Regions from separate parts of the Homo sapiens genome. Here region 2 is linked to region 1. A link is a loop called in an ENCODE intact Hi-C map of the cell type or tissue named here. Cell type or tissue: thyroid gland. All regions are shown on one strand. Each heading gives the region's core, and the rest is flanking DNA. Links, peaks and the distances in the headings are about the cores only.

The links. A loop is a pair of places that touch in the nucleus more often than their neighbours do. Peaks named below come from ENCODE experiments on the same cell type or tissue, not always from the same donor. Only the 100,000 strongest peaks of a DNase experiment are listed, where the experiment ranks them.
Region 2: it touches region 1 in a loop (8-fold over the local background); 52 of 110 quality-filtered maps call a loop at or near these places.

What each region holds. Positions count from the first base shown.
Region 1 is chr9:89,272,786-89,283,601 of GRCh38, forward strand. It overlaps LOC105376136 (a long non-coding RNA gene), which reads right to left. Exons shown (of 3, transcript XR_930101.4): 3 at 7,662-10,816. Among named protein-coding and RNA genes, the nearest start is that of CKS2, 33 kb to the right of the region's middle. RefSeq lists an enhancer at 9,266-9,784. In thyroid gland, for the core only: a CTCF peak has its summit at 6,413; DNase peaks (open chromatin) are centred at 4,896 and 9,556; H3K4me3 peaks cover 595 bases; H3K27ac peaks cover 1,925 bases.
Region 2 is chr9:88,588,497-88,599,312 of GRCh38, forward strand. No RefSeq gene overlaps it. Among named protein-coding and RNA genes, the nearest start is that of LINC02843, 58 kb to the right of the region's middle. RefSeq lists enhancers at 902-1,407, 5,405-5,564. In thyroid gland, for the core only: a CTCF peak has its summit at 5,495 (motif pointing right); a DNase peak (open chromatin) is centred at 5,495.

The DNA.
Region 1 (10,816 bases), core at 1,977-9,976:
TGAAATATCTTTTTCCATCCTTTCAGTTTGAGCTAATGTGTGTCCTTAAAGCCAGAGTGAGTTCCTTGGAGGCAGCATATAGCTGAATCTTGTTTTTATATCCACTCAATCACTCTATTTCAAGCACTCTATTTTTTTCATTACAAACTTTAATTCATTTACATTTAAAGTAAGTATTGATAGATAAGGACTTAATACACCATTTTGTTAACTATTTTGTGTTTGTTTTGCGGTATCTTTGTTCCTTCCTTTCTTGATGTCTCTTCTGTGATTTCATAATTTTTTTGTTGTGGTATGCTGTAATTCCTTCCTTTTTATCTTTTGTGTATCTACCAGAGATTTTTTCTATGTGGTTACCATGAGGCTTACATAAAACATCTTATAGTTATAAGCTGATAACAATTTAACTGCAATACAAAAAAAAATCTATATTTTACTTCCTTTCATCCTCACATTTTATGTTATTGACATCCCAATTTATACCTCTTCATATTGCATATCTATAATGTTATTGTAGCTTAATTTTTTTTACTACTTTTGTCTTTTAACTTTTATGCTATAGTCAAAAGTGATTTATGAACCACCATTATAGTATTAAAGTATTCTGAATTTGACTATATACTTACCTTTACCAGTGATTTTTATACTTTCATATGTTTTCATGTTACTAATTAGCATCCTTTCATTTCAACTTAAAAATTTTCCTTTAGTATTTCCTGTAAGGAAGATATAATGGTGATGAATTCCCACAACTTTTGTTTAGGAAAGTCTTTATCTCTCCTTCATTTATGAAAGACAACTTTCCTAGACATAATATTCGTAGTTGGCAGTTTTTTCTTTCAACACTTTGAATATACCATCCCATTCTTTCCTGGCCTGCAAAATTTTTGCTCAGAAGTCTGGTAATAGGCTCAAGAAGTTTCCCTTGTATGTGATGAGTCACTTTTCTCCTGCTGTTTTCAAAATTCTCTCTTTGTCTTTATCTTTTGATAATTGGATTATAATGTGACTCAGTATAATCTTCTTTGGGTTGATCTTATTTGAAGAGCTTTTAGCTTCATGAATCTGGATGTCCATTTCCCTCCCAAAATTTGGGAAGTTTTCAGCCATTATTTTTTTAAATACATTTTATTCTCCTTTCTCTTTCTCTTTTACTTGTGAGAATCCCATAATGTATATATTAATTCACTTGATGGTGTCCAGTAAATTCTGTAGGCTTTCTTCACTATTTTTTTTCTTTTTTCTTCTCTGACTAATTTCAAATAGCCTGTCTTCAAGTTCGCAGATTCTTTCTTCTGTTTGATCGAGTCTACTGTTGAAGCTCTCTATTGCATTCTTCATTTCATTCATTGCATTATTTAGCTCCAAATTTTCTGTTTGGTTATTTTTAAAGATTTATGTCTCTTTGTTGAACTTCTAGGCTGAGTATGGTGGCTCAGGCATGTAATTCCAGCACTTTTGGAGGCCAAGGCAAGCAGATTGCTTGAGCCAGGAGTTTGAGACCAGCCTGGGCAACATGGCGAAACCCCATCCCTACAAAAAACACAAAAATTAGCCAGACATGGTGGTGCATACATGTTGTCTCCGCTACTAGGGAGGCTGACGTGGGAGGATCACTTGAGCTTAGGATGTTGAGGCTGCAGTGAGCCATGATTGTGCCACTCACTCCAGCCTAGGCAACAGAGGAAGACCCTATCTCAAAAAAAAAGAACTTTCAGCTTTGTTAATGTATTGTTTTCTTCGTTTTGTAGTGTTCTCTATTTGTGTTCTCTTGTAGCCTGCTGAGCTTTTAAAAAACAATTACTTGAAATTTTGTCAGGCAATTTGTAGATCTCTATTTCTTTGGGAATGGTTACTGGAAAAGTATTGTGTTTCTTTTTTAGTGTTGTGTTTCCTTAACTTTTTGTGTTTCTTGAAGTCTTGTATTGTTACATTCATATTTGAAGAGGCAGGCATTTCCCCCAGTTTCCACTGAATGGCTTTGGGAAAGAAAAATCTTCACCAGTCAGCCCAGCTAGGGATTCAGGGAGTCTCTCAGACCTTTTCCATGGATCTGCCAACTCCAGTCCTCTTGCTTTCTCTTGGCGAAGGGAGGATAAGGGGAGTGTTAGGACTGTGTGTCTTCTCTCAATCTCACAAAGCCAGGCCATGTGCTGAGGGCTGTCTGTTTATTTTCCCAAGTACAGTGGTTTATTAGTCTGTTCTCATACTGCTATGAAGAAATCCCCAAGATTGAGTAATTTATAAATGAAAGAGGTTTAATTGACTCACAGTTCTGCATTGCTGGGGAGGCCTCAGGAAACCCACAACCATGGCAGAAGACACCTCTTAACAAGGCAGCGGGAGAGAGAATGAGTAACAGCAGGGGAAATGCCAGTCGCTTATAAAACCATCGCATCTCTTGGGCCTTACTCACTGTCATGAGAACAGCGTGGGGAAACTGCCCCCATGATCCAATTGCCTCTACCTAGTCCCTCCCATGACAAGTGGGGATATGGGAACTACAAATAAAGATGAGATTTGGGTGGGGACACAGCCAAACCATATCATTCTGCCCCTGACCCCTCCCAAATCTCATATCCTCACATTTCAAGACACAATCATGCCCTTCCAACTGTCCCCCAAAGTCTTAACTCATTCCAGTATTAACCAAAAAGTCCAAGTCCAAAGTCTCAACTGAGATGAAACAAGTCCCTTCTGCCTATGAGCCTGTAAAGTCAAAAGCAAGTTAGTTACTTCCTAGATACAATGCGGTACAGGCATTGGGTAAATACATTTATTCCAAATGAGAGAAATTGGCCAAAACGAAGGGGCTAAAGGCCCCATGCAAGTCCAAAATCCAATAGGGCAGTCATTAAATCTTTAAGTTACAAAATGATCACCTTTGACTCACATCCAGGTCATACTGAGGCAAGAGGTGAGCTCCCATGGCTTTGGGAAGCTCCACCCTTGTGGCTTTGCAGAGTACAGCCCCACCTCCTGGCTGCTTTCACAGGCTGGTGTTGAGTGCCTGCAGCTTTTCCAGGTACATGGTGCAAGCTGTCAGTGGATCTACCATTCTGGGGTCTGGAGGATGGTGGCCCTCTTCTCACAGCTCCACTAGGCAGTGGGGACTCTGTGTGGGGCTCCAACCCCCACATTTCCCTTCTGCACTACCCTAGCAGAAGTTCTCCATGAGGGTTCCACCCCTACAGCACACTTCTGCTTGGACATCCAGGCATTTCCATATATCCTCTGAAATCTAGGTGGAGGTACCCAAACCTCAATTCTTGACTTCTGTGCACCCACAGGCTCAACACCAAGCGGAAGCTGCCAAGGCTTGGTGCTTGCACCCTCTGAAGCAATGGCTCAAGCTGTACCTTGGCCTCTTTTAGCCATGGCTGGAGCTGAAGCAGCTGGGATGCAGAGCACCATGTCCTGAGGCTGCACAGAGCAGTGTGTACCTGGGCCTGGCCCAGGAAAGCATTTTTCCCTCCTACGCCTCAGAGCCTGTGATGGGAGGGGCTGCCATGAAGGTCTCAGACATGCCCTGGAGACATTTTCCCCATTGTCTTGGTGATTAACATTTGACTTGTTACTTATGCAAATTTCTGCAGCTGGCTTGAATTTCTCCCCAGAAAATGGGTTTTTCTTTCCTATCACATTGTCAGGCTACAAACTTTCCAAACTTTTATGCTCTGCTTCCTCTTGAATGCTTTGCTGCTTAGCAATTTCTTCTGCCAGATACCTTAAATCATCTCTCTCAAGTTCAAATTTCCACAGATCTCCAGGGCAAGGGAAAAACGCTGCCACTTTCTTTGCTAAAGCATAGCAAGAATCTCCCTTGCTCCAGTTCTGAAGAGGTTCTTCATCTCCATCTGAGACCACTTCACCTGAACTTCATTGTCCATATCACTACCAGCATTTTGGTCAAAACCATTCGACAAGTCTTTAGAAAGTTCTACACTTTCCCACATCTTCCTGTCTTCTTCTGAGTCCTCCAAACTGTTCCACTCTCTGCCTGTTACCCAGTTCCAAAGTTGCTTCCACGTTTTCGGGTATCTTTATAGCAGCAACCCACCCTTGGTACCAATTTACTGTATTAATCTGTTCTCACACTGCTATGAAGAAATACTTACCTGAGACTGGGTAATTTATAAAGGAAAGAGGTTTGATTGACTTACAGTTCTGCATTGCTGGGGAGGCCTTAGGAAACCCACAATCATGATGAAGGCACCTCTTCACAGGGTAGCAGGAGAGGAATGAGTGCCAGCAGGGGAAATGCCAGACACTTATAAAAACATCAGAGCTCATGAGACTCACTATCACAAGAAAAGCATGGCGGAAACTGCCTCCATGATCCAATTACCTCCACCTGGTCCCTCCCAAGATACATGGTGATATGGGAACTAACTTGAAGATGAGATTTCAGTGGGGAAACAGTCAAACCACATCAAGTGGCCTGTGGTGTTCAAGGTTAAGTGCCTTCTCCTAATTCTGCAGAGTTGAGCTGGCTATCTACAGGTGTTCTTGCATGATCTGAAGAGACTTGTACACTGGCTGTAGGAGTGCATGGGGAGCACTGGCTATGGAAGTTGTGCGGAGTTCTGGGGGCACATGTGAGCTAGTTGGGGGGATAGTCCACATTCTGTAAGGTTTGTGTGTGAGCCTCTTGATGAAATTCGCAAGGTGGTTGGTAGAAACTGTGGCCCTTTGCTAAGTCCCATGTTCCAGTTGCTATGAGCTTCCACCACTTTTCCCTGTTCCTAGCTACTCAAAGACTATTTAGCTGTACCAATCCCTTCAGTGTTTAGGGTGGAGTGAAAAGAAAGTGCACCTCCCACATGGCTGGGGAAGCCAGGTACTAGTACACTACACTTTCACTTTCATCTTTCCCTGCAGGAGAAATCACAGGCTAAGAGGGCCTCTCTTGTCACTGGGCTGTGCCTTTGGGGGAAGGTTGATGCAAGTAAAGTGAAACTGTTTTTCTTACCCATTTTTCTATTGCTAGTCTCAGATTTTTTGCTCCTATGGGGTGCTGGAGCCTTTTTGCTGGACTTCCAGGCTTCCAGAAAGGTATTGTTGGCAATGGGCAGTTGCCAAAATTGGTGTGTCTGTGGAAGGCTAAGGACTCAAAACTCCTATTCTCACTGATGTCACTTCTCAGTAAGTTGGTTTGTGAGTAATAAAATTAATATCTTCTTTTTATTTTTGCCCCAATATTTGTTTCTTAATTTTTAATTTTAATTTTAATTTTTCTTTTAAGTTTCACATATACCCGGTTTACAGGGTCAAATCATTAGAAAATCAAATAATTAGTAGATTTTCCTTCTTATCCAGCATACTGAAGACTTCATATTTATACCAAAAAACAAATTTTTTAATATACCAAAATAAACAGACATTCCATTCTCTGAAGTCCTTGTGTGGATTCAACTGCTTACTAAGCAACTAACATAAAATATGAAATAAGTCTAATCATAACAAGTTAAAACAATGTTCTACCTTTAGAAATTTATTTAGAAATTTATATTAAGTACACATGATTCAAAGATTTTAGTAGTATTAATACTTATTCCTAGAAAGGATATATAATATTCTTCTGAGTATCTTTAAAACTGGATTAAAGGAAGGTGTCTTCTTATTTTTCTATTTTTCCTGCTTCCTGTTAGCTATTTTTAAAAATATTTTATTTGTTAGTTTGAAAGTTACTAATGAGACAAGCCAACACTCAGGATAATGCTTTTCTAGTTATCTGTTCCTTCTCATGACTGTTCCCTGAGAAAATCCAATTATCTTCTTCTATCACCACCATTTCACTCCCCACACCCTACAACCAGTGGCATGATGGAGTTGGCCCAGGAAGACCTGTTTTCCCCCATGGTTAAATTATTATAAATCCTGTGAGCCTGTTACTAAACAGTTGGTAGCTTGAAATCTGACACTGGAAGAGTATTTACACCAAGGAAATTGGCCAATTCTACTAGGGCTTCCTCCACTCCTCCCAGAGCCCATTGTTAAATATTCACTTAGAACACCACTGCAGGCCGGGCGTGGTGGCTCAGCCTGTAATTCCAGCACTCTGGGAGGCCAAGGTGGGTGGACTGCTTGAATCCTGGGCAACATCATGAAACCCTGTCTCTACAAAAAAAAAAAAAAGAAAGAAAGAAAAAAATAGCCAGCAGTAGTGGCTGTGGTTCTAGCTACTCGGGAGGCTAAGGTGGGAGGATCGCTTGAGCCCGGGAGGCGGAGGTTGCAGTGAGCCCAGATTGCACCACTGCACTCCAGTGTGGGTGACAGTGAGATCCCATCTCAAAATAAAGTAAAATAAAATAAAATAAGAACACCACTGCCTACAAATGCTCAGCCAAAAAGCAAAGTCCATCTTGAGCTACTGTTTATAAACAATAGGAGTAGCAAGCCCTCTCGTGGCTATTATCAGAATTGCAGAGGATAAGGAGATAAGGTAAAAAGATCAAGATTTCATCCCAAATATGTTTTATATAAGGCTTTAGAATGATAGTGTTGATTGTTGTAGTTTAATATCTCCTGCCTCTGTGCAAACTTTTCTCAAACTACCCAAAAAACACCACTTAGGTTTCCCTTTCTCATGAGTTGTAAATATCTCCTTAGTAAGAGTAGGCTTTTCTTTGTGTCCCTATAGCAAAGACTGTATTATTCACTTTTAAGGACATGCATTTTCTGTGGGTTACTGTGGGCATGTCACAGGAAAGGTTGTGTGTTTTGAAACTGTCTGTGTATCTTAGCCATACAATTAAGCCATATGAGGAATGCAAACCAGTCACCACTGCATATTAAAACACAAACCACATCAGATTACCCTCCTGCTTAGCAGGCCTCAATGGTTTCCTGTTGTATCTAAAATAAAATCCAGATACTTCACCAAACCCCATGGATCCTCGGTGGCCTAGCTCCTGCCGTGTCTCCTGCTCTGCTTTTCCTTACTGTCCCCTTCCCGTTATACAAATGTTAGGGCAAAGGCCACTCCTCAGTGGGGCCTTTTCTGGACACCTGCTCTGAACCAATGCCCACCCACCCACCCATCTGTTAATTGGTCACATCATCAGGCTTGGTTTTCTTCCCACCACTTATCTCCACCCAAAATCATCCTATTTGCTTACGTGTTGAATCTGACCCACCCAGTGGAAGGGAAGCTGGAAGCTCAGTGTGGACAAGCCCTGGTCTGTCTTACACACAGTGTTTTCCCCATAACAGGCTCCTGGTGTGAGTCACGGGGAAAGCTACAGATGCCCACAGGCAAAAGAATTGGGAGCCCTACACCCATCTACCCTCCAACCCCAGCTCTTATTTGAGTGTAGAGTGAAAAACTGGCTCATTTTGCCCGGGACTGTCACTGTTTTACCATTAAAAGCCACCATCCTAGGAAATCCTTTACCCTCAGACAAATCTAGAATGGCTGGTCACCTTATATGTTATCTAGAATTGCTTTCTGGGATGATTTTGAAAAATAAATGACTTTTTTAAAATATAAAAGCTTCCTCTGAATAACAAAATTTAATTTGCAGATTATCCTTTAGCATTCTATAAAAAATATTATTTATTTTAGCAGAGTTGACTTTTCTTGGCATATACATTTGTATTTGTCTTAGCACTTAAAATATATATGAAGCATATTGTAAAAAAAAAGAAAAAGGATCATATTGTATTCACAGGTAATGCTTTTAATTTTAAATGTCATTGAAGAAATAATCTGGTACAAACATGGCACACATGACTCATTGCTGGTAGGGTTAGAGACTTCCCACTTGAAGTCACTTTGATTCCTAAAATAAGTTTATTGATGTGTTTCTTTTACATTACATCTTCCTGATTTTAAAAAAATGTGTTATGTTTTCTTTTCTTTTTCTTATTTTTTTATTTTAAGACAGAGTCTCACTCTGTTGCTCAGGCTGGAGTGCAGTGGCATGATCATAGCTCACTGCAGCCTCAACCTCCTGAGCTCAAGTGATTGTCCCGCCTCAGCCTCCCAAGTTGCTGAGACTACAGGTGCATGCTACCATGCCTGGCTAATTTTTTTTTTAATTAGAGACAAGATTTCACCATGTTGCTCAGGCTGGTTTTGACCTTCTGAGTTCAAACTATCCTCTCACCTCAACCTCCTGAAGTGCTGGGATTATAGTCATGAGCCACGGCGCCCCAGACCTTATTTTCAAAAGATATATTTTTCTTCATTTCTCCTTGAACTTGGAGGGAACACTGCCTCAAAAGAAGTACATTAACAACATTGGCTAAACCTTCTAAGTCGTCTAAATTAGGAAAGGATCGGTTGGCCTTCAGGTTACATTTATTAGAATGACTCACTGAAGGGAACAAATATTTCAAAAGATAAAATGTAATTTTCAATTTAGTGAATTAAAATGCAACCACGTGTAATCTGAACTCACCCACATGATCAGTGTACAGAAGAGCTTTTGATCTGTATCATGTTGTTGAAAATTCATTAGAGGCCACGCAAGCATTTCTACTTGTTGGTTGTATCATCCTGTTGGCAGGAAGACAGCTAGCACTGAGGCCAAGGGCTGTGGAGGACAACAAGTAGTGACCAGGAATGCATATCATCCTATCTGCTGTTTCCAGTCCTCATTCTCACTTTTGTCAGGATTTCCATCTGTCCTCAGAAATCAGGAAGAACCAGCATCAGGGCAAAGAGTTCAGGGGCAGTATGCAAAGCTTTACTAGTTGACATGGACATTAATGTTGGAGAGGGAACCTGTGGATCTCCTCATTTCCCTTCTCGATCGCTGTTGACTATATTCCAAGGCTAACAAAAGGTTTGCAAGACAAAATCTTGAGGACAAACCTTAAGTCTGTTAAAGTCACAGTCATGACATTTCTCAAAGTGTGATCCAGTGAACATCCACAACCCGAAATCACATGGGGTGCTTATTAAGAATGCGGGTTTTCAGGTTCTGTTAAATCAGAATCCCTCGGGGGCGGTCCCCAGGAACCTGCATTTGTAACAAATCCTTTGGGTGGTTCTGGCACATACTAGGGTTGAGGCTTCATGATCGTTTGCTATGGTGTGAATGTGTCCGCCAAAATTCAGGAGTTGGAAAATTAATCCCAGTGCAGCAGTGTTGACGGGTGAAGCCTAAATGGGAGGTGCTTAGGTCATGAGGGCTCTGCCCTCATGAACAGATTAATGTGGTTCTAAAAAGGACTTGCAGAAGTGCGTTCTCTCTATTCTGCTCTTCTGCAATGTGAGGAGAGTTTTTGCCCTTTTGCCCTTCTATCTTCTGCCACGTGAGAACGCAGCAAGGCTCTCATCAGATGCTGGTGCCTTGATCTTGGATGCCCCAGCCTCCAGAACTGCAATAAATTTCTGTTCTTTATAGATTTCCCAGTGTCAGGTATTTTGTTATAGCAGTATGAAACAGGTCAAGACTTTCTCAATCTTTACAGCATAACTGATCAGGCGCAGTGGCTCACGCCTGTAATCCCAGTGAGAGGTGACAGTGTGCTGGCAGTCCTCACAGCCCTCTCTCGCTCTGGGCGCCTCTTCTGCCTGGGCTCCCACTTTGGCGGCACTTGAGGAGCACTTCAGCCCACTGCTGCACTGTGGGAGTCCCTTTCTGGGCTGGCCAAGGCCGGAGCCCGCTCCCTCAGCTTGCAGGGAGGTGTGGAGGGAGAGGCGCGGGTGGGAACTGGGGCTGCGCGCCACAGGCCAGCTGGAGTTCCGGGTGGGCGTGGTCTTGGCGGGCCCTGCACTCGCAGCTGCCGGCCGCCCCTGCCGGCCCTGGGCAATGAGGGGCTTAGCACCCGGGCCAGCGGCTGCGGAGGGTGTACTGCGTCCCCAGCAGTGCCAGCCCACCGGCGCTGCGCTCGATTTCTCACCGGGCCTTAGCTGCCTTCCCGCGGGGCAGGGCTCCGGACCTGCAGCCCGCCATGCCTGAGCCTCCCACCCCCTCCATGGGCTCCTGTGGGGCCCGAGTCTCCCCGATAAGTGCCGCCCCCTGCTCCACGGCACCCAGTCCCATCGACCACCCAAGGGCTGAGGAGAGCGGGCGCAGGGCGCAGGACTGGCAGGCAGCTTCACCTGCAGCCCCAGTGCGCGATCCAGTGGGTGAAGCCAGCTGGGTTGAGTCTGGTGGGGACGTGGCGAACCTTTTGTCTAGCTCAGGGATTGTAAATACACCAATCGGCACTCTGTACCTAGCTCAAGGTTTGTAAACACACCAATCAGCACCCTGTGTCTAGCTCAGGGTTTGTGAACGCACCAATCGACACTCTGTATCTAGCTACTCTGGTGGGGCCTTGGAGACCCTTTGTGTCCACACTCTATATCTAGCTAATCCGGTGGGGAGGTGGAGAACCTTTGTGTCTAGCTCAGGGATTGTAAACGCACCAATCAGTGCCCTGTCAAAACAGACCACTGGGCTCTACCAATCAGCAGGATGTGGGTGGGGCCAGATAAGAGAATAAAAGCAGGCTGCGGGAGCCAGCAGTAGCAAACCACTTGGGTCCCCTTCCACACTGTGGAAGCTTTGTTCTTTCGCTCTTTGCAATAAATCTTGCTACTGCTCACTCTTTGGGTCCACACTGCTTTTATGAGCTGTAACACTCACCGCCAAGGTCTGCAGCTTCACTCCTGAAGCCAGCGAGACCACGAGCCCACCGGGAGGAACGAACAACTCCAGACGTGCCGCCTTAAGAGCTGTTAACACTCACCTGGAAGGTCTGCAGCTTCACTCCTGAGCCAGCGAGACCACGAACCCACCAGAAGGAACAAACTCCGAACACATCCGAACATCAGAAGGAACAAACTCCAGACGTGCCACCTTAAGAGCTGTAACAC
Region 2 (10,816 bases), core at 1,898-9,897, 680 kb before region 1:
GGGAGGGGATGAGGTCATGAGGGTGGAGCTCTCGTGAATGGGACTAGTGCCTTCCTGAAAGAGACCCCAGAGAGCTGCCTCACCTCTTCTACCACATAGCGAGAAGGCGCTGTCTCTGAGGAAGGAGCCTTCACCTGGCCAGACAACACGTCTTCTGGTGCCTTGATCTTGGACTTCCCAGCCTGTAGAACTGTGAGAAATAATTTTTTGTTGTTTATAAGCCACCTAGTTTATGGTATTCCATTATAGCCACCCAAATGGATGAAGACAGGAACTAATACCACTCATGGGCTGAGCTTCCCCAAAGGCAAGGCCCTGCCAGGGAGGTTGGTTGGTGGAACGGCAGGAGTGGTGTCAGTCCTGCCTGTTCTCTCCCAACAGCTACGCAGACACACAGAAACTTGTGGATTTCGTGCAGAGGGGCCATGCTCTGTTTTTAAAAATTCTACTATTGATATACTTCAACAGGGTCCAGGTTGTCTCATTACCTCGTCTTTAAAGTCTTCAATAATGAATAAAGTGAATAGGAGCTGGCAGAACAATCCTTACCTCTCTCCTGACTGTGGAGGTCTTGTGGGTGGGAGATGACACATTTCTATACCATCCCTTTTCTGCCCACAGAAAATAGTGGGAAAAGATACCCAAGAACATCACACAAAGGAAAGAGAGATTTGATCTGCCTCTGTCTGCCCTGCTGGGCTGTGGGGCAGGGTGCCCTGGGCCTCAGTGTCTGCTCTATGCATGAGCAGAGAAGGCAACCAGCTGTGGGCAAGGGGAAAATGGACCCTAATTCTGGATTTAGCCACAATAGCTTGTGCTGCCCAGAATTCTCCTTTGCTCATGGCAGATTGTGGTGTGTGTGTCCACGCTGGAACAGTGTGAGCGGAGGGGTGGGGGGTATCATTTTCACTTGGTTCCATGGAGAAACCTCAAGGGAAACTGAACTTGGGCTCCAAATCTTAGTTTGTTCTACCACTCCGTAGCCTTTTCTGTTGACCCCATGTCCTGCTAGGATACTTTTGTGTCCCAGGATTTGCTCTGGTGTGACAAGAGGGCCAGAGTTAAACAGAGGAGCAGAGAAGCTTAAAAACTGGAACGTTCCCAGGGATGGTGCCAAGGTTGGTAAGCAAGGTTGAAAATGGGGCTGTGCACACACAGGGTACAGGGGAGAGGCTCCAGTTTCCTCTTCTCTGCAGGAACTAGAAACCAGCTTTAAATGTGCCCCTTGCCACATGCACACCTGTGATGCCTCCAGAAGTCCCCACTGGCCTGGCCTTGTGTAGGGGTGTGTAGACACGCCTCTCACATACCCTGTCCCCCTGGGGTGAGCCTGGCTGAGGGCAGGGCTGAGCGTGGTGTGGGGCAACCCCAGCATCACCCCTGTTCTAGATGCTTTCAGGGAGGGTGGCCCTGCAGGGATCAGAGGGCTGGCACACACAGGCTCCAGAATCAATGCAAGGCAGTGGGGAAGACCTCTCAAATTTCTTGCGAGCCACCCACTGTGCCCATCTGAGGACAAGGCCCAGCAGGGAGCCACTGGCCCCACTGCCTTGCCTGTGCCCCACTGTACATTGACACTTGGAATAGGGCATGGCTGTCACCTCACTTATTTTTACTATTTCCTCTTGATAGAGGCAGGAGGCAGAGAAACTCTAGACAGACAGGAGTTGGTCCCTGGTGAAGCCCCACTTTCAAGCCAAAAAGCCTGACACCCACGGCTTAAAGTGAGAACTTCCGTCCCTCTTTGCCTACTCTCTCCCTATTAGTTTTTTCTGAGTAATGTGTTTTTTCCATTTGAATGTTGCCTTTTCCAAAACTACTTATGGCCTGCCCCACCCCCCATCCTGTGCTTATAAGGACCCCAGATTTAGCTGGTAGAGAGAAGCAGCTGTACTTCAGAGAGAGGCAACTTGATTTCAGAGGAGGGAGGCAGAGAGGCTGCTTGACTTCAGGGGAGAGTGACCTGTCCTTTCCATCCCCTTTCCAGTTCCACTCTCTGCTGAGAGCCACTCTCATCACTCAATAAAATTTCCACATTCATCATCCTTCAATTTGTTCATGTGACCGCATTCTTCTTGGAACTGGACAAGAATTCAAGACCTACCAAATGTGGGTACCAAAAAGGCTGTCACACTGGCCCTTTGCCCTCACTGGTGGAGGGCAGCTGCCCCACGCAGCGAGACAAAAGGCCCACTGAGCTGATAACACACTGCTGTCTGTGGACAGTAGAACTAAGTATTGCAACATGCCCTCTGGGGCCTTGGGATCGCAGGCGCCCCCACCTGGATGCTGACGCAGGGCCTGCACTGAGTTTTCTCTGCTGGCGCCAAAATGGCCAGCTGGTTCCTGCATTGGCTTGCCTACTCGCTCCCTCTGGCAAGAAATGGAGTGTGGTGGGCTGGAGTAAACCGAGTTTGCTCTTGTCTGCACAGAAGCCAGAATTGGCGGGCTGGTTCCTGCACTGGTTCGCTCATGTGCTCCCTCCTGCGAGGGGTTGAGCATGGTCAGCTGAGTAAAAGGGGCACCCTTCTCGTGAGTCCTGCAAAAGGGTCAAGAAAATATCCTGCCTCACTCTCATCCATGTCCCCTGGAGAGCATGCACCTCCAATGCCGATGCTCTCTTGGGAGCAGGAAGAGGGAAAGTGAATCAGGAATATTGGGTGATTTTAGCCTTTGGTCAGACATACTTTATGGCAAATTTCCACCAAAGAGGCAATTTCAACAAATACAATATTCTGTGGCAGACACTGCTTCTTTCTCTAATTCGCATAACACTAAGAAAACATTTCCCTCTATTAATGGAGATAGGAAAGAGACAGATAATGGATCCACTGGCAAGGCGTGGCTGCCCTCCACACTATTGATTTTTCTAGCCATGAAGTTGTCTCAGGCCAAATGCAGTCAGCTGAGAGGCAGTAATGGAGGGGGAAAGGGTCTATCGTGTGTATATGTAATGCATGCTGCTAAGTTGATGAATCTTTTGGAAGGACTCTGTTTGCTGTGGAAAATAGGCCAGGGTATGCAGGCCATCAACTGCGTGGAAGATTTCATTAGAAACAGAAATTCTCCACTCAATGTGGGCATCGTTTTCTGCCTGCCGACTCTGTGGCTTCCTGGCAAGGCCAGTGAATGAGGACCCTGCAGCAGCTGCGCACATTTCGACAACAGTATTTTGTTGAGTCTCAACACAGAATTCTTTCATTCTTTAACACAAATTCTGAAATTGAGATGGGCCTTACTATTAGCAGCAAAATAGACTTGCTTGGTTCCAGGCAGAGGATGGAGCTCAGAAGCTGTGTCGTTGCTGTGAGGACACGAACGTGCCATACATATGACTGTGGACCAGCTCCCTTCGTGTGGGCAGCGTTGCAACTGGCGGCATTGTAGTTCAACTTTGTGCTCTTTACTTTGACCTAATGTGTCATCACAAAACCCCACTATAAAATTATGTAGCTATACTTTGTTGTAAGTTAAAAATTATATGTTGTACATACAATTTATCTGTTTTTATATAAAATAAAAGTTAAGCTTCACGGAGGAAATTGCCTGCTGTGTTCCAGCCAGGAGAGCTCAAGAACCTCCCTGCGCTTTGCAATGAGTGAGGGGCACCTTATGGTCCACTGAAAAGCAGAGTTTCCAAGTCAGGAACAACTCTCTGTTAAGAAGAGGGCTCACGTTTGAAGGAAACTCATCTAACAGTCACATAGGATAACTGTGACTTAACCAAGTGGCAAATGAGCATGAGGTCCTGGCATTTTTGAGGTATGTTTTGAAATAATTTCTATCCATGTAGGACAGGGTTCTTTTATTTTTTTATTTTATTTTATGTTTTTAGGTTCAGGGAGCATGTATGTGGGTTTGTTACATGGATAAATTGCATGTTGCTGAGGTTTGGGGGTGAGTACTACCATGATATCATCACCCAGGCAGTGAGCATAGTACCTGATAGGTAGTTTTTTGTGTTTTTTTTTTCAACTTTTATTTTAGGTTTAGGGCTGGATTACAAAAAAATCACTGGTGGGTTCTATGCTTAGTACCTGGGTGACAAAATAACCTGTATACCAAACCCCTGTGCACGAGTTTACCTGTATAATGAACCTGCAGCAATGGGCACACAGAGGGGAACAACATGTAGGACAGAGTTCAAACCTTAAGGGATCAGGAGCAGGAGCAAGAGTTGGTAAAAATAAAAATAAAAGTCTACCATCTGCGGCTGGGTGAAAGGTCAGTGGGCCGGGGCATTCCCAAACTATTCAAACTCATTCTCAGGACTCGGCTGCCAGCAGAGGAAGGATATTATTGTCAGTTGTGTGCGTGTTTCAGTGTTGTGTTTTCCCTCTCAACCCCCGAAAAGCTGATCTCAGGAGGAGCTGGGGAGCTCTGGGCTCTCCTAGACCAGTCTGAGGATGCCACATAATACAGAGTTTTGGGCTTTTGGAAAGACACCGAGATGCGCTCTGCGAAGCCTTCTCAGCCCTGATCAGTGGCACATGGAGGACGCTGACCCAGGCAGCACAAGCCTGCCGGCAGCCTCTTTCCATGCAGCGCTGTAATTTCTAAAGAAGGGAATCCGCACGGTGAGACTTGGGTGTATAAGGCATTCTGGGGTTGAAAAATCGAAAATCATGATTAAAAATGACCTATCGGCATCTGTGCAGAGCCTGTAGACTGGCACTGGGGGCTATGTGTCACCTCGGCCCATTGGATCTTATTGATTTGTCTGGTCATTCAGCCTCTGGTCGTTCAAGCCCAGGGCAGGCAGCTCAGCAGGAGCAACAATGGTGAGTGTGGGGTGCACACCTCTGCAGGTCAGGCTTCTAGGGCAAAAGGGAATTCCAAAAGCCTTTGCCTAAGACACTCTCAGAGTAACTGATTCACAGACAAAGATGAGATTGCTAACATTTTTATTCTTGTGATTTCGTGAAGCAGGAACAAGTGCAGGTAATTCTGCAGGCTCAGGACTCTGAACGAATCTCCACTGGGGATACAGGTACACATTCCATCTGCATCTTTCAGGCAGACAAGGGGAATGAGCAAGGAAATTCTCTGCCTTTGAAAAAAAATGCACCTACAAAAAGGTGCAAAAGCTAACAAAGAAACAAAAAAACAAGCAAAAAACAAAGACAAACCTGGTTCTGTGTCAAGGCTTTGCAAATGCCAAATGGAAAGTTGGTTTTTCTTTGCAGCTCCCTGCAGCCTCCTCCACCTGCCCAGAAGCTCTAGAGACACTGCCTGGGACAGATTCTTGGCAGGTGGGATTTGTGGGGCACCGTGGTTCTCTTTTGCCCCTGGAAATGGTAGGCTGTGCTGGGGAAGAGAACGTGTAGGTCCTCAGGGTCTTTGCTTTCTTGAGGAAAAAAATGACTCAGCTTTCTTGGTGGTTAGAGCCCACATAATTTCATTTCAAGGGCTTGTTTTATATGTGGGAAAATTGCACATACACCCAATATACGATTGTTGAGGGTTTTTATAGATCCCCTTCACCACCAGGGGGCCCATAACTCCAGGTTAAGAATACCCCGAGAGAAAATTTTGCAGAGTGCAGGAAATGAAACCAAACCATATTTCCACAGACACCACAGTTAATATTTTGCTTTTCTTTTCAGTCTTTCTCAAAAGTTTATGCTTTCAAAAAGCCCTTTTCCATAAAAATTATTCACAAACTCTTTTTTGATGGCTACATAATACTCCGTCTCCAAATCATAGTTTACTGTTGGATTTTTAGGCTGTTCCCATTTTTTGACCATTAGAAACAGCACTCTTGTCATCACTGTGTGGATATAATTTTGTCTCTTTTTCATTTAATTTCCCTTGCATATACTTTTAGAAGTGGAACGACTAGGTCAGAGATTTAAATAATTTTTAATTTCTTGATACACATTGTTAAATTCTCATTTTCAGATATGTTGTCCCAATTCTCAATTTCAACAATAGTAGAGTGAGTGGAGTGGGCTTCCTATGCCATCCTTGCTGTCATAGACTGCTAGCATTTTCAATGTTTACAATTTCTTGGGTAAAACATGCCATTCCAGTGTGGCTCAAATCTGAACTTCTTTAATGACTGTGAGCGCAAACATTCATACAGGCACTTGTTTGCATATTTGTTTCTTCTTTTTTGAAGGTTCTGTCTCTTGTTTATTTTTTTCTTTTCTTTTCTTTTTCTTTGAGACAGGGTCTTGCTCTGTTGACCAGGCTGGAGTGCAGTGGCACCATCTCGGCTTACTGCAACCTCTGCTTTCCTGAGCTAAAGTGATTCTCCCATTTCAGCCTCCTGAGTAGCTGGGACTACAGGTGTGCACCACCATGCCTAGCTAATTTTTGTATTTTTAGTAGAGACAGGGTTTTGCCATGTTGACCAGGCAGGTCTTGAACTTCTGGGCTCAAGCAATCCTCCTGTCTCAGCCTCCCAAAGTCTTGGGATTACAAGCATGAGCCACCACACCTGGCCTATTTTACAATTAGGGTTTTCTCACCAAATTTGTGAGTTCTTGAAATATTATAAATAAACTTTCTCCTATTTGATGTCAACATTTCCCCTTTTGCTTACTGCATTATTTAATTTTGTTTATAGTAATTTCAGTTCTATTAGTTTTTTTGCTATTTTTTATGCAAAATCTCCTACCCCTATGCAAAAGAAAGGTAACTATTCACCTACAGTTTTTCTAATACTTCTATGATTTCAGATTTATATTTCACCTTTTAATCCATTCAACATTTATCTTGATATGTAACATGAAGTTAGACTAGAAAGCTGATTTATTTTCCCTCAATAAGATCAATAATTTTCCTAGCAGCAAGTATTGACTAATCCATTACAGTTTGGTTTGTGATTTGTAAAATATGTTAAGTTCTTATCAATAGAAATATGTGGTAGGCAGAATCATAAGACATCCCTGAAGATCATGCACATCCTGGGACTATGAATTTTCACTTAATGTCTTTTGTGACAAATTTTACTCTTGTGATTAGGTTAGGTTACGCAGTATGTTTGACCTCAGATAGGGAGACTCTCCTGTCGGCTAACCTAGTCACATAAACCCTTCTCTGGCTCTGCTGGCCTAGAAGACAGCAGAGTGCCTGTAGTCAGTCAGTGAGGAGACATGTACCCTAGGCCCATGGCTACAAGGAACTGGATTCTGACACAAGAATAATGAGCTGGGAAGCAAATATTTACCTAGAGCCTTCAGAGGAAGACTCAGCCTGTCAACATCTTGATTTTATGTTTGTGTGACTCTGAGTAGAGAACCCAGCCATGCCATTGCAAAATTCTGAGCCACAGACCTGTGAGCTGGTGAAGTGTTGTTTTAAATCATAAGTGTGTGATAATTTGTTACACAGCGTTGAGAACTATTACACCTACATATCCTGGTATATATACACCTGGTATAATGTGTTCAAATTAAATTTGAAGAATACAAAGTCATTGCCAGTGGAAAAACTGGGTGAAAGAGGTGGTTCCTTCCATGAGACGGAGCAGTGTGTCATGCGGCACAAAGGACACTAACAAAACAGCATTTTTTCCAGAATTACAAAAAGCATAGAAAGAGCTCCTGACACCCTTCAGCCAGATTCTCCAATTTTTCACATTTTACCATATTTGCCTCATCATTCCTTCTCTCTGTAGATAGAGATGCAATTGTAAACACACACACACACACACACACACACAGGTCTTTTTTAATTCACAACACTTCTGACTCACACCAGTGTGTTGGTTTTTTCCACACCAACGACCAAGGGTTCTGCAACTCTCCAAACACAAACTGGGTGTCCAGTAACTCAGTCCTATTTTTGTTGTGGGTGAGCAGTGACTGCCTGGGCCGGTGGTGCAGGGGTAAAATAATTTATCAAGACAGTGGTAGGCAAAGAAAGGCAGATTTATTAGAGGAAGTAGGAAAATACGTTGTAAGAAAGCAACAGACAGAATCAGCAAGAGAGGAGCTGACTGCAAGGAGACAAAGGCTTGGTGGGGATTTTATAGAATAGTGTTTATGCTATAAGCTGAAGAAGGGTTTGTGCAGTGCTGAAAATGATGAGGTTCCAGTGAACTCGCTTGCAGGTATCCGGTGACAGTTGGGCACAGGAAGATCGTGAGTTATTTGCACAGGAGGGCCATGTGTCCTGGACCATGAAGAAAGGCAGACTTAGAGCTTATCTGTTTCCTCTTTTTGTTTTCCCTTGGTCCCACTAGCCCTTTCCCTAATGAAGACTCCATAATTCTGACATGAACTACCTGGAGTTAGCTGACCCCACAGGTTTAAGGGCTCAGTCCCACGAGATAGCCCCCAGTTCAGACTCCAGTTGCAAGAACCAGGTCCTCAGTTTGCCTACACTTCTGTCTACTTTAGCTACAAAATTGGGGTTCCCACACCCCCATTCAGGTTTAATAACTTGGTAGAATGACTTGCAGAACTTAGAAAAGTGCTTCACTTACTGTTACCAGTTAATTATAAAGGTTACAACTCAGGAGCAGCCTGAAGGAAGAGAGACATAGGGCAAGGTATGCGGGAAGGGCAGGGAACTTCCATGCCCTGTTTGGGCATCTCATCCTCTCACCATCTCCATGTATCCACCAGCCCTGAAGCTTTCTGAACCCCATAATTTGTTTTTATGGAGGCTCCATTACATAGGCACAACTGATTAAATCATTGGCTATTAGTTATTAACTCACCCTCCAGCCTTTCCTTCCTCCCTAAAGGTCAGGGGTGGGGACAAAGTTCCAAGTTTCTAATGAAGGCTTGGTCTTTTTGGCCACTAGCTCCAATCCTCAAGATATCTAGGAAGCCACCAAGAGTTGCCTCATTAGAATAAAAGATGCTTCACCCTCCATTCCAAGATGGCCGAGTAGGAACAACTCCGGTCTGCAGCTCCCAGCATGATTGACACAGAAGACAGGTGATTTCTGCATTTCCAACTGAGGTACTGGTTCATCTCATTGGGACTGGTTGGAAAGTGGGTGCAGCCCACAGAAGGCCAGCTGAAGCAGGTGGGGGCATTGCCTTACCCGGGAAGTGCAAGGGGCTGGGGGATTTCCCTTTCCTAGCCAAGGGAAGCTGTGACAGACTGTACCTGGAAAAACGGGACATTTCCGCCCAAATACTGTGCTTTTCCCATGATCTTAGCAACTGGCAGACCAGCAGATTCTCTCCCGTGCCTGGCTGGGTGGGTCCCATGCCCAGGGAGCCTTGCTTACTGCTAGTGCAACAGTCTGAGGTCAACCTGTGAGGCTGCAGCCTGGCAGGGGGAGGGGCATCCACCATTGCTGAGGCTTGAGTAGGTAAGCAAAGCGGCCAGGAAGCTCTAACTAGGTGGAGCCCACTGCAGCTCAGCAAGGCCTACTGCCTCTATAGACTCCACCTCTGGGGGTAGGTCATAGCTGAACAAAATGGAGCAGAAACTTCTGCAGACTTAAACGTTCCTGTCTGACAGCTCTGAAAAGAGCAGTGGTTCTTCCAGCATGGCGTTTGAGCACTGACAACAAACAGACTGCCTCCTCAAGTGGGTCCCTGATGCCTGTGTAGCCTAACTGGGAGACACTGCCCAGTAGGGGCCAACAGACACCTCATACAGGCGGGTGCCCCTCTGGGACAAAGCTTCCAGAGGAAGGATCAGGCAGCAATATTTGCTGTTCTGCAATATTTGCTGTTCTGCAGCCTCTGCTGGTGATACCCAAGCAAACAGGGTCTGGAGTGGACCTCCAGCAAACTCCAACAGACCTGCAGCTGAGGGACTTGACTGTTTGAAGGAAAACTAACATACAAAGGAATAGCATCAACATCAACAAAAAATACATCCACACCAAAACCTCATCTGTAGGTCACCAACATCAAAGACCAAAGGTAGATAAAACCACAAAGATGGGGAGAAACCAGAGCAGAAAAGCTGAAAATTCTGAAAACCAGAGGACCTCTTCTCCTCCAAAGGACTGCAGCTCCTCACCAGCAACGGAACAAAGTGGGATGGAGAATGACTTTGATGAGTTGACAGAAGTAGGCTTCAGAAGGTCGGTAATAACAAACTTCTTTGAGCTAAAGGAGCATGTTCTAAACCATTGCAAGGAAGCTACAAACCTTAAAAAAGGTTAGAAGAATGTCTAACTAGAATAAACTATGTAGAGAAGACCTTAAATGACCTGATGGAGCTGAAAACCATGGCATGAGAACTACGTGACGCATGCACAAGCTTCAATAGCTGATTCGATCAAGTGGAAGAAAGGATATCAGTGATTGAAGATCAAATTAATGAAATAAAGCAAGAAAACAAGTTTAGAGAAAAAAGAGTAAAAAGAAATGAACAAAGCCTCCAAGAAATATGGGACTATGTGAAAAGACCAAATCTATGTTTAATTGGTGTACCTGAAAGTGACGGGGAGAATGAAACTAAGTTGGAAAACACTCTTCAGGATATTATCCAGGAGAACTTCCCCAACCTAGCAAAGCAGGCCAACATTCAAATTCAGAAATACAGAGGACACGACAAAGATACTCCTCGAGAAGAGTAACCCCAAGACACATAATTGTCAGATTCAGCAAAGTTGAAATGAAGGAAAAAATGTTAAAGGCAGCCAGAGAGAAAGGTCGGGTTACCCACAAAGGGAAGCCCATCAGGCTAACAGTGGATCTCTTGGCAGAAACTCCACAAGACAGAAGAGAGTGGGGGCCAATATTCAACATTCTTAAAGAAAAGAATTTTCAACCCAGAATTTCATATCCAGCCAAACTAAGCTTCATAAGTGAAGGAGAAATAAAATCCTTTACAGACAAGAAAATGCTGAGAGATTTTGTCACCACCAGGTCTGCCATACAAGAGCTCCTGA